Linked DNA regions of Homo sapiens: all the other regions are linked to region 4. A link is a contact called in ENCODE Hi-C or POLR2A ChIA-PET data. All regions are on one chromosome and are shown on one strand. Each heading gives the region's core, a stretch centred on a gene start or an enhancer-like site at or near the end of the contact. The rest is flanking DNA. Distances are from core to core; before and after follow the strand shown. Region 1 overlaps LINC01619 (long intergenic non-protein coding RNA 1619). Region 2 overlaps LINC01619 (long intergenic non-protein coding RNA 1619). Region 3 overlaps LOC105369901 (a long non-coding RNA gene). Region 4 overlaps LOC105369896 (a long non-coding RNA gene). Region 5 holds the start of LINC02391 (long intergenic non-protein coding RNA 2391).

Region 1 (2,743 bases), core at 104-2,603, 650 kb before region 4:
TCTATAACTGCTTGGGGGCTCACTTCAGCTGTAAACAAGTAGACCTGGAGATTAAGCATGGTTCCTTTAAGAATCAAGGAAGAACTAATGCACACTCCCACCAACAGTGTAAAAGCATTCCTATTTCTCCACATCTTCTCCAGCATCTGTTGTTTCCTGATTTTTTAATGATCACCATTATAACTGGCGTGAAATGGTATCTAATTGTGGTTTTGATTTACATTTCTCTAATGACCAGTGATGATGAGCTTTTTTTCATAGGTTTATTGGCCACATAAATGTCCTCCTTTGAGATGTGTCTGTTCATATCCTTCGCCTGCTTTTTGATGGGGTTGTTTGTTTTTCTCTTGTAAATCTGTTTAAATTCCTTGTAGATTTTGGATATTAGCTCTTTGTCAGATGGATAGATTGCAAAAATTTTCTCCCATTCTGTAGGGTGCCTGTTCAACCATTGTGGAAGACAGTATGATGATTCCTCAAGGACCTAGAACCAGAAATACCATTTGACACAGCTATCCCATTACTGGGTATATACCCAAAGGATTATAAATCATTCTACTATAAAGACACATGCACACGTATGTTTATTGCAGCACTATTCACAATAGCAAAGACTTGGAACCAACCCAAATGCCCATCAATGATAGACTGGATAAAGAAAATGTGGCACATATACACCATGGAATACTATGTAGCCACAAAAAGGATGAGTTCATGTCCTTTGCAGGGACATGGATGAAGCTGGAAACCATCATTCTCAGCCAACTAATACAGGAACAGAAAACCAAACACTGCATGTTCTCACTCATAATTGGGAGTTGAACAATGAGAACACATGGACACAGGGAGGGGAACATCACACACTGGGGCCTGACATTGGGTGGGGGTTCCAGGGGAGGGATAGCATTAGGAGAAATACCTAATGTAGATGGCAGGTTGATGGGTGCAACAAACCACCACGGCACTTGTATACCTATGTAACAAACCTGCACATTCTGCACAGGTATCCCAGAACTTAAAATACAATAATAAAAAAAAAGAATATAGGAAGAGTGCCAGGGTTACTTTGGCACTCTTCCTATATTGGTATGTTGTTATCAACCCAGAGTGAGCTTTCTTTTCATTAATAAGGTGAAAATAAAGAGGTGTATCAGTTCTGCACTGCTCCTTTCTCAGGCAGGGTTTTCTTAACTCTTCATAGAACAGAAACGTTCTCTCTTGAAGATTGAAGACAAAGGTAAACACTTGCCTGGGAAATATGGTTTTTGACTCTAGCTTTGAGGTTCATGCTGTACTCAGAACATCCTGTTCTTCTCAACTGACTGTGATGTGGTAGATAGCAGTCCCTCCCGGGCTGTTAACAGCTGAGCTCATTTTTCATAGATGCTGCTCAGTGAGGCTGAGGAAATGGGCCACTGCTGCTTCCTCCTTTGTCACTCTTACCATTAAGGATGGGTACTCCCGGTTTCTTTGAGAAGGCACTTGCCATCTTCTCTTAAATTAGATCTTTAATTCCTTTGAGATATTTGGCAAACTTAGATAGTACTGGAAGCTTAGTGAGTGGAAAAGAAATCTCAAAAAATCATTTGTTTAGCATAGGAGAAAGCTACTCTGTTGAACCCTGCTGTGATAGAGTTAGGAAACGAAGAGTGGCTTCTGGGAAAAGGTGTAATAAAGCCTGATACTGAGAAAAGACAGCATTAGTAAAGTCATCCAGCTTTTTAGGAACTGGAATTTCTGACTTCTCAATGACCCCTTCAGTAAGAGCTGGAGAAGTGGCTTTTTGTGCAACAGATATGTTAACTTCCGAATAAACCTGTGTTTAGTAATCACATCTATCACAAACACACAAATGTAATAAGAAAAAAAGTTTCATTTCTGTGGTCAGGAACCTGATGCAAAATTATTCCATTGCATTTGGAGATTATAAAGGCATAAGTGGAATAGGGGTGGCTTCTGCTGGTCACCAGCAAAGGAAGCTGTTTCCCTTCTGCCTCCTCTGCTGTGTTGCAAAGTGTCTGCTTTGTCATCCAGGAGATGGACAACAGTGGTGTCTGTTTTTTGGATGGCATTTGTTAGAGAGCATAAGGTATGTCCTGTGACTCTGCTTCTCACTGGGCAGTTCCAAAACTTGCCTTAGCATTGGAATAATGAAACTGCTTTAATAAGAACAGTGAGATCCTTTGTCAAACCCAGACCGGTTGAAAAGAAACACATAAGAATAAGGCCTGTCCATCTATAATTTTACACAGGTTATTCATACTATAATTAACCAGGGAGTCACTACTCTTGTCTTGCCTCATTGGGCTGGATAAATTAATCAATCAAATTAGCAACTTTTGCCACGCATTCATTAGGATGTGTAGACATGACTCCAGGGCAGGCCAGTCTTCAACTAGGAGCAGTGGGTAGGGAATGGAAGGTGACAATTAGAAGGATATGCCAAGGCTGAGCCAATGTAAGGAGCATTGAGGCATCATATAGGAAAGCCCAATATAAGATGAAAAGGATTCCTGGGATGTTCGTCTGCATGGATTTTAAAGACTGGGTTGTTAAAAGAACAGAGAGTGGCAAAGCCCACTTTGCTTCATTCAAGTTAATCAACATATCTCATTTCCATCTGGCCATAATGCTCACCATTTTTATGGTAATCATCATGGTCAGCAATCAGAGATGTGTGTTAAAACCCCATTCCTTCCAAACAGAGATGTGAAACAGAGGAAATCTAAGTCAGATATTTCAA
Region 2 (2,824 bases), core at 212-2,711, 700 kb before region 4:
AGATATCAGACAGTGAAGTGCAAATGAAGGATAATAACAGATAAATATGAGTAATGATGATGGCAGAATAAGCGTCTGTTGAGTACCTGCTGTATGCTAGGCCCCTGTGTGTGTTGTCTCTTTTTAATCCTCAACAAACTGTTGAAATAAAGATTTTTATACCCATTTATATAATTACAAAATATTGGATATGAGTATTCAAACTGACTCAGCTTTATCTGAATCTAAAACTCATGTTCATTTCACTGGGCCACACTTTCTTTGAACTTCACAGAAAGCAATGCTCCCTGTGGACTGAAATGTTTCTGGAGGAAGTAGCAATTGTTAGATTCCTATATCAAGCATCTACGCTGTGTCAGGCACTTGCTAGATCTGTACTCCCATTGTTAAAAATGAGGAAACTGAGGCACAGAAAGGCCAAGTAACTTGCCCACAGGCACGTATTAAGAAAGTGTTACAGCCACTATATAAATCCCAGATAGTCTGATTCCCAACGTAATTCTGCCTCCTGCTTTGTGCTGGATATCAGAGACATAATTTTGAGTGGCACAAGAAGGTTTTCTTAGTCTTTATAGAGTAATATGGAAAGAAATGTATATGATGAAGTGTGATAACTATTTTGATAGAGGAAGTAGAATGCTGTGGGGATACAGAAAAGTGTTCATAATCTAGACAAGAAGAAAACAGAGAATGCTTCCAAAGGAGAAGTTTTTAAGTCAAAACCTGAGGGATGAGTAGAAGAGAGCCAGGGAAGGAAGAAAGGAAGATGGGCAGTTAGTCACAGCCTATACCCTAACTCAGTGATTCGTTCACAAAGCAGCCAACTGCTTCTATTAACGTCTTCCCTCAATATCCACTGGGTTCACTCCTTAATTTCATTTAGGTCTTTATGCAGATGTGACCTTCTTACTGAGATCTCACCACCCTATTTAAATTACACCACACCCCCACGCTACCAATTTCTCTCCATGTCATTCATTTAACTGCCTGTTTTATTTATTTGTTGTGTTTTAAAATTGTCTCTTCCCTCCCATATGAATATGTGCTCCCTGAGAACAATTTTCTTTCTGTTATTTTCATTGCTATATCTTAAGCACCTAAGACAGTGCTTGCAACATAATAGGCTCTCCATAAATACGTTTGGGCTCTCCATAAATACTTGCTGAGTGAATGTTGAGTGGATGAACTAAGAGTTCCATAAATTCCTGACTTCATGATTGCTGTCGCATGTGACTCAGACATACTTTCACTCAGGTTTCTCAGTAAACACTTCCCGATGTCCTTAGAATGTCATGCTCCATTCTAAATACTCTAGGAGGCCCCAGGCTATGTGGTGGGCAGGTTCCTTTCACCAGGGTGCTTTTTATCTCCCTAAACTCAATAAACCACAAAGAGAATTTTCTCCAACTTTGTGTAGTACAGTGGCTTTTAGTTTCTGTTTCTATCCATCACCTGCACAGTGACAAAGACTCTCTTCTGTGCCAACTTTAGTCAGGGTCCTTTGAAACTTCTTCTCGTCTAGGCTTCTAATTTGGCCTGTTGAGCCCCATTTTTGCAAATAATCCTGCTAAGTCCTTCAAGAATCTCTCATCCTTACCAATTGTTGATCCACTGACCTCCTCACTCTCCTCATTGGGTATAAATCTCCAGCTGTCTTTGCAATAATTAGGAGTTGAGTTCAATCCCTCTCCTCTTTTGCAATAGTCTTGAATAACATCTTGGCTGTTTGTAACAAGTGTGTGGTGCAAACATTTTTTATTTGGCAATGTTCTCTTTTCAATTTTATTTCCATAAAGAAGTTTGTTTCTGCTGGGCACGGTGACTCACGCCTGTAATCCCAGCACTTTGGGAGGCTGAGGGGGGCAGATCACGAGGTCAGGAGTTCGAGACCAGCTTGGCCAACATGGTGAAACCCTGTCCCTATTAAAAATACAAAAATTAGCCAGATGTGGTGGTTCACGCCTGTAGTCCCAGCTACTCGGGAGGCCGAGGCAGGAGAATTGCTTGAACCTGAGAGGCAGATGTTGCAGTGAGACAAGATCGCGCCACTGCACTCCAGCCTGGGCGACAGAGCAAGCCTCCATCTCAAAATAAATAAATAAATAAATAAATAAATAAAGTTTATTTCTAGATCTCTTTGCCCAATTAATCCTCTGAATCTCATCCCTGTGGTACCTTCCTGTGTTATGGTGTTTGTCACACTAAAATTTAATAATATGCTTTCTGATTTTTGCTTAATTAATAAGACCTTTGGCTTTTGGTTGACTATGTTTAAATATGAGTACACTATAAAAATATTTAATATATCAGAGCCACTATATGTAGCCTGTTTTGTCTATGTCAATAAACTTCTATTATTTTCTCAGATAGTTTGCTTTATAAACATAGGCTGACAGTTGGTACTTTGCTCCTTTTTTTAATATTCAGATGAAGGTACTGAAGCAGAGATTCCAAAGCCTGTTTTCTGATCGCAACAGAATCTAAAGACCTTAGAGGAGGCAAGAGTAACTCATTTGATCAGAGAGGAAGAGGAGAGAGGAGACAGAGAGAGAGAGAGAGAGAGAGAATGAGAGACAGACAGACTGAGTAGAATGAGAATATTAGGTGCCTGACTAGGAAACTGCAGAACAAGGTGATTACTCCTTCATCCTCCCCCTCCCCTCATGGAGTTGCCAAAGAGACTTGAAGTTATATTGTCCTGGTGATGGAACACTGTGGTTATGGTTACTGTGTAACTTTTGAAAATAATTTTTGGAATCATTGGTTTGCCAAGTAAAGTCCATTCATGTGCTATTATGTCATTATACCAGGAGAAGAATGGCAT
Region 3 (2,700 bases), core at 147-2,646, 570 kb before region 4:
GTGGCATGATTATAGCTCACTGCAGTCTTGAACTACTGGGCTCAAGCAATCCTTCTGCTTCAGCCTACCAATTAGCTGGGACTATAGGCATGTGCCACTGTGCCTGGATAATTTTTTTTTTAATTTTTTTTGTATAGATGTTGCCCAGGCTGGTTTCAAACTCCTGGCCTCAAGCAATCCTCCCACCTCTGCCCTCAAAAGAGAGGTGGCATGAGTCACCACTTGTGGCCTTGAAATGTATTTCTTAAGTAATAATACTTAAAAGTCAAAATTACTCTTTGACTCATGGATTGTAGAATGGATGTTGTATTAGCAGGCATGAAAATAACATTAATTTCCATGTACATCTCCATCAGAGCTCTTGGATGACCAGGTGCATTGTCAATGAACAGCAATATTTTGAAAGGAGTTTTTTTTTTTTTCCTGAGCAATAGGTCTCAACAGATGGCTTAAAATATTTCAGTAAGTCATGCTGTAAACAGATGTGCTGTCATCCAGACTTTGTAGTTTTATTTATAGAACACAGAGAGAGTCAATTTAGCATGATTTTTACAGACACAAGAATTTTTGAAATGGTAGATGAGCACTGGTTTCAACTCAAAAAGTTACTAGCTGTGTTAACCCCTAACAATAGAGTAAGCCTGTCCTTTGGAGCTTTGAAGTCAGGCATTGACTTTTCCTTTCTAGCTATGAAAGTCCTAAAAGGCATTTCTTCTAATATAAGGCTGTTTCATCTGCATTGAAAATCTGTTGTTTGGTATAGCCGCCTTCATCAACGATCTTAGCTAGATCTTCTGGATCACTTGCTGCAAATTCTCCATCAAGCACTTACTACTTCACCTTGTGCTTTTATGTTATGGAGGTGGATTCTTTCCTTAAATCTCACGAAGCAACCTCTACTAGCTTACAAATTTTCTTCTGCAGCTTCCTCATCTCTTTCAGGCTTCATAAAATTGCAGAGAGTTAGAGCTTTTCTCTAGATTAGGCTTTAGTTTAAGGGAATGGTGTGACTGGTTTGATCTTGTATCCAGACCACTAAAACTCTCCCTATCAGCAATAAAGCTGTTTTTCTTTCTTATCATTCGCATGTTCACTGGAATAGCACTTGGAATTTTCTTCAAGAACTTTTCCTTTACCTTTACAACTTGATTGTTTGGCACAAGAGACTTCGCTTTTGGCCTGTTGCAGCTTTCCACATGCTTTTCTCAGTAAGGCTAATCATTTCTAGCTTTTGATTTATAGTGAAAGCTGTGTGATTCTTCCTTTCACTTAAATATTTAGAGGACATTGTAGGTTTATTAATTGGCCTAATTTCCGTATTGTTGTGTCTCAGGCAATAGGGAGGCCCAAGGCAAGGGAGAGAGATGGGAGAACAGCCAGATGGTGCAGCAATCAGAACACATACAATATTTACCCACTGCATTTGCTGTCAGATTGGTGAGGTTTACAGTGCCCCAGAACAATTACAATAGCAACACCAAATATCACTAATCACAGATTACCCATAACAGATATGACAATAAGGGAAAAGGTTTAAATATTTTGAGAATTATGAAAATGTGACACAGAGATATGAAGTGAGCACATGCTGTTTGAAAAACGGTGCCAACTGACTTGTTGGGCGAAGGATTGCCACAAAGCTTCAATTAGTAAAAAATGCAGTATCTGTGAAGCACAATAGAGCAAGGTGAATAAAACGAGATATACTTGTGTTCTCTTTCTGGTTACCCCACTCTATTCAGTATAATGTTATTGTCATTCTCTTTTAAAATTTGATTGCATTTACATATTACTTTTCTGTTTATAGCCTCTTTTTAGATCTATCTGCCATAGTTTCATATTATAGAGATTTTTAAGAACTACATACATATTTTTACCTTGATGTTCTGTACAAATGAAATGCAGATTTACATTTGAAAAAAAACAAAACAGGACAAAAACAGAGTTGTATCACAATTATGCTAAAACTACATTATGTATCTGAGTTAAAGGATACAAGAGATAAAGAAAACTGGTTTAAACATGCAACTTGAAAAATGATAATGCCAGTGGAAAACATCTTTGCAATATTCCCCTCCTGTGAGCACATGTACAAATTTGATTTGCAATATAAGCAGCAAACCTTTTGAACAAGGAAAGAAATTAATATGTACAAACGCATGATCTATGATACATCAAAGACTGGAAAAGCCACATGCTTATTCTAATAAAATATAGTATCAACATAAAATAAGAAGTGATTATTGATAATCTTAGGGCAGAAAGAGATGAAAGCAATTCTCAAATAAGGTTTTCATTTGGTCTTTCTATAACTATATTCATTGTTCTTCAATTTTAATAAAGCACACATAAAAAGTAGAGCCAAAATTTGGCAATAAACTACCCATTCTCTCTTTATCCCCCTGGGTCACCTTAGGATGATCTGTTGTTTTGATGGCCAACAAGAAACATTTAAGTTTATCTAAACTTGGAAAATACATGTACAGGATTTCCAGTTAGATTGGATTTGAATGTAGGCTTGTGTAAGTTGCTTAACATTCTTGAACTTTATCTTCAAATGAGGCAAATATTTAGAGATTTTGCTGGATTCATTGGTAAACACAGGTAAAACACCAAGTAAGGGAATGTATTTATCAATTATTCATTGGTAAATACAGGTGGAACACCAAGTAAGATGCTCAACATTTAGTACATGATAGG
Region 4 (2,700 bases), core at 72-2,571:
TAGGTCTTGTTGTGCCACACCAGGAATAAAGCTTAATTAAGGATTCATTTACTAATTGTTTATCATAAAAGCTATATTCAAGGGAAAAAGTTACATTGAATCCATAGTTTTCTGGGAGGAGAACATGGGAACAGTCTGTTTGTGACCTGTATTTCTCTGCCAACTTCAGGACTTGGTAACCTATACAGGTTTCCTATGTGAGAGGTTAAAGTGTGGGTCCTTCTGTTTCCTAAAAAGGAAGCCTATAAAGCACCACATCATCTTTTAATTATTTTCCATACAATAAAGCCAGTTTAAGGCCATGAAATGGCCTATGAGCTCCTATGTGTTATGTAACATTTTCAGTGGTTACTGTAGCAACATTTTGTCCTTTATGGCATTTCATTTCCATATAAAGTAATCTGCATTGTTATGGGATGCTTTGTCCCATAGTGATGACCATAAACCATGCTCAAGGGTCTCAAACACTGACTCCCCACTCCCTTTTGTTCTACCTGAAAGGCGCCTACTAAGCTTCTTCTTTTAGTGACTATTAAAGGGGGAAGGATGCCCTGAAGAGGTTCGTCCGCTGTCCAACAGCGACCCCTAGAGGCACAATGCCTTGAAAGTGGCCAAAACCTCCAAAACTTCAATGCTTTTCTCCAATCAAGTGCTGCTGTAATTTGCTTACCTTGAGAACTATCACAGCATTAATCAAGACCTGCCTTTACTCTGAAAACATGGGCTGCTTTTGGTGCCCAAAAACGAAAGCCCAAAGTTTCGGGAGCTTTACTACCTACTATCTACTACACATACATTTGTTTTCTCTTTGTGAGATTTAAGGGAACCGTGGAAGAATTGCTTTTTATTCATCATCAAATAAGCATAATAACAAATTTGGGCATAGTCAAGATACAACGCCTTTGATGGCTTTTCGTTAGTTTTTTGTTTTTGTTTTGTTTTGTTTTTCGCTTGAAAAATAAGTTAAAATCTCAGGAAGAAAGAAAGAAAATCCTAGCGCTTTTTCTTTTCTGAGCTTGCAACTGTTTGTAGCTCAGGCACCCGGATGATTCATCCCATGAAAGCCTTGAGCGCTCCATTTGTTTTGTAGATTTCACTACTCCCTTTGTTCCGCTTCAAACCTTTCAGAGGGCTGAAATGCATTATTACCTTGTTAAAGCTCAACCAAAATCATTTCTACAGCCTGAAGCTGTTTTGACGTGGGTTGAGTATCTCACACAAAAGAATTGCTTTTGTTCCCAGAAGCTCTTATTGGCTGAGTGGCCTTTGCTCTGAGCCAATCAGAAGCTAGTTGTTAGGCTTGGCTGGCTATTTTTAGCCCAACACGCAAAAACACTTGGTCTTGGAGGGGGTCGGCTGGAGAGTGAAAGGCCCTGTAGTAAAAGCCAACAGCTAAATGCATTTTGGATGTCAAGGCGCGTTTGACATTTTCTCTTTAATTCCTCATACGCTGTTACATTAGCATGTGTTTTTCGTAAACAACAAACTTAGAGCTGCATTTCCCAGTCCTGAATTATCCATTTAGTAAAGAGACAGAAAGGCTAAGAAACAGCATTCCCCTTTTATCCAAAAGCAACGCACGGTAGTATCTAGTTATTTCATAACGCAAAAAAAAAAAAGTCAGTTACCGTATTGAGAATACTAAGGTGTTTTTGCCAAAGAATTTTTATGAATTTTCATCTTGAGTTAGAAATTTTCAATGCCTTGCTCATAATGAATTATAGAGTCCTAAAATAATCTTTTCCTCTTGCCCTTTAAATATGTATATAATTACACGAACGAGTATACACATGATGTGTAGCAATTAAAATAATAAATGCTGAGTGTGTTTCATGCATTGAGAAAAAGCATTCTTTTGAGCATGTTCTTCCATTTAAGCCATTACTCAGAGGGCACAAGAAGTATTTTTCCCAAATGCGCTTCAAGAGACAGGGCATTAAAACACACAATTTGTTAATTATCCGATATTATCAGGAAATGAAAGTTGCCAAACGGGAAAAGCCAGGCTCTTAAACTTTGATTTTCCCTCAGCAGTCTATTCAACTGGGCTTATATAAGGAGGAGACAAGCTGAACCCAAATTTTACAACACAAAGCAATTTTTATTGGCAGCAAGGGAGACCCCTTCCTGAAAAAGAAAGAAAAAACCCAAATCTATGTCTAATTCTTAAAATATGTTTCAGGTTGTAGATTTTAGCAATATTTATTATTCAAGCTTGGGAATATGACCTCATTTGCCATGGTTGTTTGCTTATTTTAAGAAAAATGCCTTTCTACTTCTTGTTGCAAGCCATCAGGCAACCATTTAAACATGCAAGCAAAAAGTCTGGATCATGGGCATATTTAAAAATCTGGAAGACTTCAATAAGTTGTAAAGATTTACGATTCCATCGTGGGCTTGCAGAAGGGGTTTGCTGTGGCCTTCTGTGAGCAAGGGCGGCCTAGTATATGGTGGGCATAGGCCAAAGAACTTACCAAAAATTCTACCAGAGTGAAGGGAGCACAAATAGTTTTGGGGGAAAACTTTCCTTGTCTTAAGCAATACCGTATACAGTGTTTAGAAGGAATGTCACCTAGGTTTCAGAAGGTGAATTTGAAAGGCTGAAATAAAGTACTTTAGAAAGAGGTATCTTTTTCTTTCCAACATCAATTTGATGCACACAGGGACAGATTTTGAGAAGCTCTGTAATTGCTCCCAGGA
Region 5 (2,700 bases), core at 105-2,604, 980 kb before region 4:
AATAATGTGAATACTAATAGTAAAAACATCAGCAAATCCCTTAAAAAACAAAAAACAACAACAAAAAAAACTTGGTATGCAACAAGATCCAAAAACATAAAAGTAAAACAAAACAAAACAAAACAAAACAAAAGAGAAAACAAAATAAGAAAGAAATACAAATTCTCCAGAGCTACTGAATTCTACACTCAGGGGGTGGACCCTGCAATCTGTGCCTTAACAAGCCCTCCAGCTGTTTCTGATGCCTGCTCAAGTCTGAAAACTGCTGGCCTTAAGCAGTGATTGGCAAACTCTGGTGCAGATTAGAATCACCTGGGGAGCACTTAAAACTCCCAGGGCTCAGGCCACATCCCAGACCAATTAAATGAAAAACACTGGAGGGAGATGAAGCGGTGATGTCTGCACCAGTTTTTAAAAGTCAAATAAGATATTTCCAGGAAGACACAGTAAGAAGGCATTTCTGGCAGAGGGAAGAGTCCACAAAGGCACAGAAGCATGAAACAGCTCTGTATTTTGGAGGTAAAATCAACACTATTACTGAAGCATAAAATTTAAAGGGGTGGCCAGGCATGGTGGCTCAAGCCTGTAATCCCAGCACTTTGGGGGGCCGAGGCAGGCGGATCACTTGAGGTCAGGAGTTCGAGACCAGCCTGGCTAACATGGCGAAACCCCGTCTCCACTAAAAATACAAAAAAAATTAGCCAGGCGTGGTGATGCGTGCTTGTAATCCCAGCTACTCGGGAGGCCGAGGCGGGAGAATTGCTTGACCCCAGGAAGTGGAGGTTGTAGGGAGGCGAGATTGTACCACTGCACTTCAGCCTGGGCGACAGAGTGAGACTCCGTATCAAAAAAAAAAAAGTTTAAAGGGGACAGTAGACAGAGGTCAGTTCACAAGGAGCCTCCAGGCTGCTACTGCGTGGAGGATGAATTGAATCTTACTTATAAATATATTTTGTCTGTTTTTTATTGGAAAACTGGCTTGGGTTCCATTTTGCTACCTACCCATCTTGCGTCCTGGTGTTGACTTTCCTATCAAAACCATTCCTCTGAGCTGAGGCTGTTTATAATTAAGATCAGTGATTATCTAGCACTCGACAAAACTCAGCCACTGCTGCTCTGAGCGGAAGGAGAGACAGACTTAGTAGCAGATAACTCAGAAAAGAGGATCTGAGACAAAGCAAAGGAGCTACAGAAAAGGAAATGGTTGCTTTAGCTTTTTATTCCACCCTCCCCCCGACAGCTGAATCAGGGAGCGACTCTGGAATAAGTGCATCTGCCCTTTAAGAAATCAAAGCCAGACTCAGGAAGTGGGTGGGAAGCCTTCTAAAGAGCCTCAGCTGCCGCGTGCCTTCTGTCTGCTGTGGGCCCAGCAGCTGCACAGACCCCTCTTGTTGGGAGACAAGACAGGGCTCTTTCTCTCCCGTGACCTCAGCCTCATCTCCAATCGTGGGGAAGAGAGAAACTGAAATTCTTCCTGTGACTGAACACATGAGAATGCAACAGTTACTTGGGGTAACAGGTTTCCTGTGGGTCCTGTGTGAAGAGTATGCATTCATTCCAGTGTCGGGGAGGGGAGAAGAATGAGGAGGAGGCAGGTGCGTTCCATTCTTTGATTTGTATAATACAAATATTTCCAGAGGACAAAGATGGGCAGAAGCTTTAAGCAACAGCCATCTTCCATCTCGACAGAGGGAACCATGGTGGTTGAACAAAGCACCTAGCACCCTCTGCCTGCCTCTCCTCCCTTCCACCTCCCCTTGAACATTTTTAGGTTTTCAAATGTAATAAAGAAGTCTACTGTTCCAATGGGATTCAAGGTCAGCTCTAACTAGGTGTTCACATTCATAGCCTGCTGACCAGATCAGAGGCAGTTTAATAAAGCAACTGTAAATCAGCTATGAAGATGGTGAACACCCCGGCCTGTACTAACTTTATGAGGTTCAAGTCTCTATTTTTGATACCCCATGAAATAGGGAGAAGTCGGGGATGCATGTGTTTTGGATAGATGAGTTAGCAAGTTGAGCCTGAGATTGTGGTGAGCAATTTAGGCACAACTTCAAGGTCAGCCTCGTTTGAAAGGGGAGGGGAGGCAGTTCTCTCCTGAGGGAATTTGTTAAGGAGCTCATCACTTGTTTCTGAATTGAGCTCTGTCGGCCATCTCAGCATCATCTGACACCTGCACACATCATATCATGTGATACACTTGGGAGAAAGGGCCAGGTCAATTTCCTCCTGGTGGGTGATTTGGTTTTCCTCTTCAGCTAATGTTTAATGTTTCTCTTTTGATTTGCATGTGGAAGCCTTACTCTATGCTAAGCTATGATAAGCACTTTACATGCCAATATGACAGCATAGTCCTTTAACCACGGGCTTTAGAATCACTCTGCCATGTTCAAACCTCAGCTTTAATCATGAAATATACCCAGGTAACAAACCTGCATGTATACCCACTGAATCTAAAAGTTGAAAAAAGTCTCTATGCTACATAAAACAAAAACAAAAACAAAAAAAATCTGAACTGTATCCCTTTGGACAAGTCACCTAATCCAGTCAAACCTGAGTTTTCTTAAATACTAAATAGGAATAGTGATAATAGTGCAGGTACTTGCCAGATTGGGTTAATATGAAGGTTCATAAATTTATTCATGTAACATTCCTACACATAGTATGTACTCAATAACGCTACATACTTTTATTATG

Evidence for each region. Hi-C counts contacts between places; a loop is a spot of excess contacts on that map. ChIA-PET counts read pairs that join two places held with the same protein, here RNA polymerase II (POLR2A). Pooled maps may share reads with other maps.
Region 1: a loop to region 4 is called in a map with no recorded cell type, with 5 times the contacts of the local background. The contact joins two enhancer-like sites. A Hi-C loop is called at or near these places in 4 of 37 single-sample maps with no recorded cell type and 6 of 50 pooled maps. POLR2A ChIA-PET finds 5 or more read pairs at or near these places in 2 of 52 experiments (MCF 10A and activated naive CD4-positive, alpha-beta T cell).
Region 2: a loop to region 4 is called in a map of MCF 10A, with 11 times the contacts of the local background. The contact joins two enhancer-like sites. A Hi-C loop is called at or near these places in 2 of 168 maps with a recorded cell type or tissue (Calu3 and MCF 10A) and 4 of 50 pooled maps. POLR2A ChIA-PET finds 5 or more read pairs at or near these places in 3 of 52 experiments (GM10248, MCF 10A and activated T-cell).
Region 3: a loop to region 4 is called in a map of PC-3, with 3 times the contacts of the local background. The contact joins two enhancer-like sites. A Hi-C loop is called at or near these places in 2 of 168 maps with a recorded cell type or tissue (Calu3 and PC-3) and 1 of 50 pooled maps. POLR2A ChIA-PET finds 5 or more read pairs at or near these places in 1 of 52 experiments (GM10248).
Region 5: a map with no recorded cell type shows a loop between it and region 4 (8-fold over the local background). The contact joins the promoter of LINC02391 here to the enhancer-like site in region 4. A Hi-C loop is called at or near these places in 7 of 37 single-sample maps with no recorded cell type and 3 of 50 pooled maps.

What each region holds. Positions count from the first base shown.
Region 1 is chr12:92,029,406-92,032,148 of GRCh38, reverse strand. All of the region lies in intron 1 of LINC01619 (long intergenic non-protein coding RNA 1619), which reads left to right. Among named protein-coding and RNA genes, the nearest start is that of LINC01619, 110 kb to the left of the region's middle. Within about 2 kb of position 1,353, at least 19 of the 41 ENCODE cell types and tissues checked have a DNase peak (open chromatin) inside an H3K27ac peak, as active enhancers do.
Region 2 is chr12:92,079,093-92,081,916 of GRCh38, reverse strand. The region is part of intron 1 of LINC01619 (long intergenic non-protein coding RNA 1619); the gene reads left to right. Among named protein-coding and RNA genes, the nearest start is that of LINC01619, 62 kb to the left of the region's middle. Within about 2 kb of position 1,461, at least 10 of the 41 ENCODE cell types and tissues checked have a DNase peak (open chromatin) inside an H3K27ac peak, as active enhancers do.
Region 3 is chr12:91,953,332-91,956,031 of GRCh38, reverse strand. All of the region lies in intron 3 of LOC105369901 (a long non-coding RNA gene), which reads left to right. Among named protein-coding and RNA genes, the nearest start is that of LINC02404, 79 kb to the right of the region's middle. Within about 2 kb of position 1,396, at least 5 of the 41 ENCODE cell types and tissues checked have a DNase peak (open chromatin) inside an H3K27ac peak, as active enhancers do.
Region 4 is chr12:91,380,097-91,382,796 of GRCh38, reverse strand. All of the region lies in intron 4 of LOC105369896 (a long non-coding RNA gene), which reads left to right. Among named protein-coding and RNA genes, the nearest start is that of LINC02823, 55 kb to the right of the region's middle. RefSeq lists enhancers at 240-1,071, 1,072-1,905. Within about 2 kb of position 1,321, at least 20 of the 41 ENCODE cell types and tissues checked have a DNase peak (open chromatin) inside an H3K27ac peak, as active enhancers do.
Region 5 is chr12:92,362,486-92,365,185 of GRCh38, reverse strand. LINC02391 (long intergenic non-protein coding RNA 2391) reads left to right here and starts at 1,354. Exons shown (of 5, transcript XR_007063404.1): 1 at 1,354-1,595. All of the region lies in intron 1 of LOC105369902 (a long non-coding RNA gene), which reads right to left. RefSeq lists enhancers at 1,752-1,801, 2,282-2,371.